2 separate regions of the Homo sapiens genome follow, and region 2 is linked to region 1. Evidence: read pairs that join two places in POLR2A ChIA-PET (ENCODE). Cell type or tissue: GM12878. All regions are shown on one strand. Links, peaks and the distances in the headings refer to the core of each region. The heading gives the core; the rest is flanking DNA. Region 1 has its middle 23 kb from the start of MIR1538. Region 2 overlaps NFAT5 (nuclear factor of activated T cells 5).

Region 1 (2,922 bases), core at 244-2,743:
CATTTTTTAGAAAGAAAAAAGACATATACAGAACACTTAAGTCTCATTCCCTATTCTTTGTTCCTTTCTCCTTCCCCTTAGAAACTACTATGCTAGGCCAGGCACCGTGGCTCATGCCTGTAATCCCAGCACTTTGGGAGGCTGAGGCAGGTGGATCACCTGAGGTGAGGAGTTCAAGACCAGCCTGGCCAACATGGTGAAACCCCATCTCCACTAAAAATACAAAAATTAGCAGGCATCTGTAGTCCCAGCTACTTGGGGGGCTGAGGCACGAGAATCGCTTGAACCCAGGAGGTGGGGGTTGTGGTGAGCTGGCATCCCGCCACTGCACTCCAGCCTGGGCAATAGAGCAAGACTCCATCTCAAAAAAAAGAAAAAAGGAACTACTATTTTGAAGTTGGTATATGTCATCTGGTTGTTTTCATACTTTTACTACATATGTACATATCTCATTGTTGAAATTTGCATTTTCCTATGACTACTCTGGACATCTTTTCAGATGTTTATTGACCATTAAGTTTCCTCTTCTCTTTGTTTCCTTTGCTAATTTTTTCATTTAGGATATTTTTATCTTTTTTTCTTATTGATTTGAGCCTTTTCCTTTTTTTAAAATTTAATTTTTTTTTCTTTTTAAGGATAGGGTCTCACCTTTTCAACCAGACTGGAGTGCAGTTGCACTCTCGTAGCTCACTGCAGCCTCAAACTCCCAGGATCAAGTGGTCCTTCCACCTCAGCCTCCTGAGTAGCTGGGATTGCAGGCGCCTGCCACCACACCCAGCTAATTTTTGTATTTTTAGTAGAGACAGGGTTTCGCCATGTTGTCCAGGCTGGTCTTGAGCTCCTGACCTCAAGTCAGGTGTCTTCTAATTCAATTCAATTCTAACACTGCCTACCTAGAGATAGTGTCAGATCCCACAGGTCGAGGGCTCAGTCCCACAAGTCTGCCCCCCACTTTCTGATGCCAAACACAAGTCCCAGGTTGTTTTTCCCATGCTTCTGACCAACCAGATATAAATAGGGGTTCTCACAACCCCCTCCTCAGGTTTGATTAATTTTCTAGAGTAGCTCACAGAACTCAGGGAAACAAATGTTTACATTTACTGGTTTATTGTAAAGGGTATTGCAAAGGATACAGATGAAGAGATGCATTGGGTGAGGTATGGGGAAAAGGGCAGAGTTTCCATGTCCTCTCTGGGGTGCCACCCTCCAGGAACCTCCATGTGTCCAGCTAATCAGAAGGTCTCTGAACCCTGTCTTTTTGGGTTTTTATGGAGGCTTCATTACATAAGCATGATTGATTAAGCCATTGGACATTGGCGATCAACTTAACCCTCAGCCCCTTACCCCTCCCCAGAAGTTGAAGGGTGGGGCTGAAAGTCCCAATCCTCTAATCATGCCTGGGTCTTTCTGGGACCAGCTCACATCCTGAAGCTACCTAGAGGCTGCCAAGTCACCAGTCAACTTATTAGCAGACTAAAACACACATCACTTTGAAGGATTTTAGGAGTTGTATGTCAGCAAATTGGATGAAGACCAAACACATATTTCACAATATCACATTACTATTATTATCATCTTACAGATGAGAGGACTGAAGTTTTATTCTCCTATACAGCTCAGGATTCCCATTCCTCAAGAGGGACATTAAGATGCAAAACAACAGGTATACTATCAATATATTATACATCTAAACAACTCTATATGATCACTATATATTGAAACAACAGCTATATAAGCTGGGCATGGTGGTGCTAACCTTAGTCCCAGTCCTCAGGAGGTTGAGGCAGGAGAGTTGCTTGAGCCCAGGGGTTTGTGTACAGCCTGGACAGCATAGTGAGACCCCATATCAAAAAACAAACCTATAAATATGGGTAATTAAAAAAAACACTCAAAAGAATACTACATACTGTTTTATATAAAATATATGTACCTTGTGGCTCATGCCTGTAATCCCAGCAGTTTGGGAGGCTGAGGCGGGTGGATCACCTGAGGTCAGGAGCTTGAGACAAGCCTGGCCAACATGGCGAAACCCTGTCTCTACTAAAAATACAAAAATTAGCTGGGTGTGGTGGTGGGCGCCTGTAATCCCAGCTACTCAGGAGGCTGAGGCAGGAGAATTGCTTGAACCCAGGAGGCAGAGGTGCAGTGACCCGAGATTGCGCTACTGCACTCCAGCCTGGGCAACAGAGCAAGACTCCGTCTCAAAAAAAAAAAAAAAAATATATATATATATATGTATATCTTTATATGAATGTTTATGATTTATGTACATATATACACTCTATACATACTTTTTTTTTTAGAAATGGAAGTAAAAATTTCAGCCTCATTGTAGGGGATGGTGGTTAAATCTGTCTTTGGATTTATCTGCAATATTTCAGGGCTTTTTTGTTTTGTTTTTTGTTTTACAAAGGTAGAAACAAATAAAACACTGGTAGCAAATATGACAAAATGTTAATGATTATTTCTAGATGGTGAAAATATGGGTGTGATTTTTTTAAAAAGTCTTTGTGCTTTTCTGTATTTTAAAAATTTCTTGAGGCCGGGTGCAATGGCTCATGCCTGTAATCCCAGCACTTTGGGAGGCCGAGGCAGGTGGATCACCTGAGGTCAGGAGTTTGAGACCAGCCAACATGGTGAAACCCCATCTCTACTAAACATACAAAAATTAGCTGGGTGTGGTGGCACATGCCTGTAATCCCAGCTACTCGGGAGGCTGAGGCAGGAGAATCGCTTGAACCCAGAAGATAGAGGTTGCAGTGAGCTGAGATCGCGTCATTGCACTCCAGCCTGGGCGACAAGAGCGAAACTCCATCTCAAAAAAAAAAATCTCAAAATATAAAAGATTTTCTGAAGAAAAAATGGGTCTGGGTATAGTGGCTCATACCTGGAATCCCAGCATTTTGGGAGGCTGAAGCGGGA
Region 2 (2,922 bases), core at 159-2,658, 70 kb before region 1:
AGGAGGCTGCAGTGAGCCAAGATCGTACCACTGTACTCCAGCCTGGGTAACAGAGCAAGATTCTGTCTCAAAAAAAAAAAAAAAAGGAAAAAGAAAACCATAAAAGTCCAGGAAACACCAAGGAATGATTTCAGATTCAAAGAAACTAAAGAGATATGACAACTAAATGGACATATAATTCTAAACTGGATCCTTTTGCTATACAGGAAATTACTGGGACAATTTGCAAAACCCAAATAGGATCTAAGGACAAGGTGAAAAAAATGTATTGATGTTAATTTTTATTTTGATAGCTATATTGTGGTTACATAAGGGAATATTCTTATTTGTTGGAAATACCAAAGTATTGGGAGGCAATGAGGAAACATGTCAGCAACTTATTCTCAAATGATTCAGAAAAAAAGCAATAAATTATTTGCACTATATTCACAACTCTTTTGTAGGTTCAAGATTGTTCCAAAAAGTGCATTCAGGCATACATTTCATTAGGAATTTATTAATTACTACGGATTCAAAAAATTCAGCTATGTAACTGTAGCTTCATATTATAAGATCTCAATTTGCAAAGAAATGAATCTATCAGAGTAAACAAACTTATTTCATGTCTTCATTTTTAGGTATCTGGCAATCAAAAACCAATCTAGGGCCGAGCGTGGTGGCTCGTGCCTGTAATCGCAGCATTTTGGGAGGCAGAGCTGAAGGACTGCTTGATCCCAGGATGTCAAGGCTGTAGTGAGCTGTGATTGTGCCACTACATCCTAGGCTAGGTGACAGAGCAAGACCTTGTCTCAAAAGAAAAAAAAAAAAGAGAGAAAGAGAAGAAAAGAAAGAAAAGAGAGAAAAGACCAATCTACCTTGTTCTCCCTCTCACTTTTGCTACACTTTCTGTTTAAAATCAAACAAAACCAAATATTTTAGTTGAAAAAGGCAACAGAATCTTGGTTACAACACATACCATGAGTCTTCTCTTGGTCATATAATTACTTGTTTGACATCTTATTTGCCACAGTCACAGGGGCTAAGTATTTTTGTCTATGCCAGCTCCTCTTCACTATCACCTTCAACCTGACAAAGCAGTAATTAAACATTCATTCAACATTTATTTAGCACCTGCACTGATCTAGGGACACAATACAAAAGAAAGTCACCCTTATTAAGCAGTTCACAGTCTAGAGATAATAAAATGAGTCAAGTTTAAAATAATGCAGTATGTGCTTTAATAAAGTATGAAGTGTTACACAACTGGAGAAGAGGGAACCTTTAATGTTATCTGTGGAGGATCTGAGAAGGCAGCACAGAGGATGTAACACCAGAAGTCAACCTTGAATATTGAAATGGCTATTTAGCAGACAGACTGGGGAAAAGGAAGGAGAAACTATAAAAGCAAACCTGAACAAAAAGAGTATTTTCATCTCAGGTTATTAGGTAACTCAGTTACTCAGAACACGGAAGTTACAAGCAGTAACATGAGATGAAACTACTAAAGGCAGGGTGAGGCCAGATTATGACAGGGCTTGTGTATCATGCTAAGCAGTAAGGGTTTTATCCCTCAGCACACAGGGAGCCTTTGAGGGTTTTAAGCAAAGAAATGATAAACTCAAACATATATTTGAGGAAGATCATCCTACCAGGAATACAGAGAATAGATTAGGTCCTAGAGATGGCGATGAGTAAGAAGGTTTTTACAATAATAGCCTAAGCAAGAAATAATGAAATCCTGAACCAAGGCAGTGGCAGTGAAATAGTCAATAGGCTACGAATTTAAAGCTGTTTAAATGGATGAACTAAATTGGATCACTGGCTACGGTGGGGAAGGGAGAGGGAAAAAAAGGAGAGTTCCAAGTAGCACATAGAACTCTGGCTTGGGAAAATTGATAAAAAGTGGTGCCATTTCCTGTGATAGAGAATATAGGAGTTAAGAATAAACCTGGAAAGAGAATTCAGTTTTAAATGATGAATTTGGATGCCTATGGGACTTCCAAGTGAATACATAAACAGGAGAGAGGTCTAGCAATTGATGTTACTAAACAAATAGCCTGCTTTACTTTTGTTTTTTATATCAAATCTGTCCTAGAACTACAGTTTTGCCTTTTTTTTTTTTGAGACAGGATTTCGCCCTGTCACCCAGTGACACGATCACAGCTCACTGCAGCCTCAAGCTCCCGGGCCTAAACTGATCCTCCTACCTCAGCCTCCCGAGTAGCTGGGACCACAGGTGTGTGCCACTATGCCTAGCTAGGTTTTTGGTGTGTGTGTGTGTGTGTCTCTGTGTATGTGCTTTATAGAGACAGGGTCTCCTTTTGTTGTCCAGTCTGGTCTCCAATTCTTGGGCTCAAGTGGTCCTCCTGCCTCAATCTCCCAAAGTGCTGGGATTATAGGCATGAACCACTGCACCTGGCCTAGATTAATTTATTTAGAGTTATTGCTTGCTTTTAAAAATACACGTAAGAAATAAAAATTCAACTTGCCCATGATCTCATCAAAGATAACCATTAAAACAATGGTATACTTATGCTTCCTTTCCATACTTTAATGCAAAGTTTTTAAAAGTTGAATAATATACATAAACAATATCAAATTTTCACTTGAATATAACATTAATTTCCTACATGTACCATCTTTTTGACACCCCTCAGGTTGTTACAAATCATCTTTGTATCTATTTCCTACTTCTCCAAATGGGTTGAAAACCCTTCATGGACCAAAACTATGTCATGTCTTCTCTGACTAAGGTTCGGCAGTACGCTACTTACAAGAGACACTCACTGTTTGTTGATGAGGTTATAAAAATATTAAGGAAAGCTACTGGATAATAATTCTAAGTTGTAAAACAAGCTTCAAGAAAACTTCTAATTTTAATATTATTTCAGAAACACTGCTAATAAATAAGAGGTAATAAATGAATATATCAGTGGTGAAGAA

Evidence for each region. Peaks named below come from ENCODE experiments on the same cell type or tissue, not always from the same donor. Only the 100,000 strongest peaks of a DNase experiment are listed, where the experiment ranks them.
Region 2: POLR2A ChIA-PET joins it to region 1 with 8 read pairs; 3 of 35 experiments call an interaction of 5 or more read pairs at or near these places.

What each region holds. Positions count from the first base shown.
Region 1 is chr16:69,541,772-69,544,693 of GRCh38, reverse strand. No RefSeq gene overlaps it. Among named protein-coding and RNA genes, the nearest start is that of MIR1538, 23 kb to the left of the region's middle. In GM12878, for the core only: no CTCF peak of the experiment used is centred there; no DNase peak of the experiment used is centred there.
Region 2 is chr16:69,612,042-69,614,963 of GRCh38, reverse strand. All of the region lies in intron 2 of NFAT5 (nuclear factor of activated T cells 5), which reads right to left. Among named protein-coding and RNA genes, the nearest start is that of NFAT5, 48 kb to the right of the region's middle. RefSeq lists an enhancer at 1,362-1,521. In GM12878, for the core only: no CTCF peak of the experiment used is centred there; a DNase peak (open chromatin) is centred at 1,433; H3K27ac peaks cover 1,241 bases.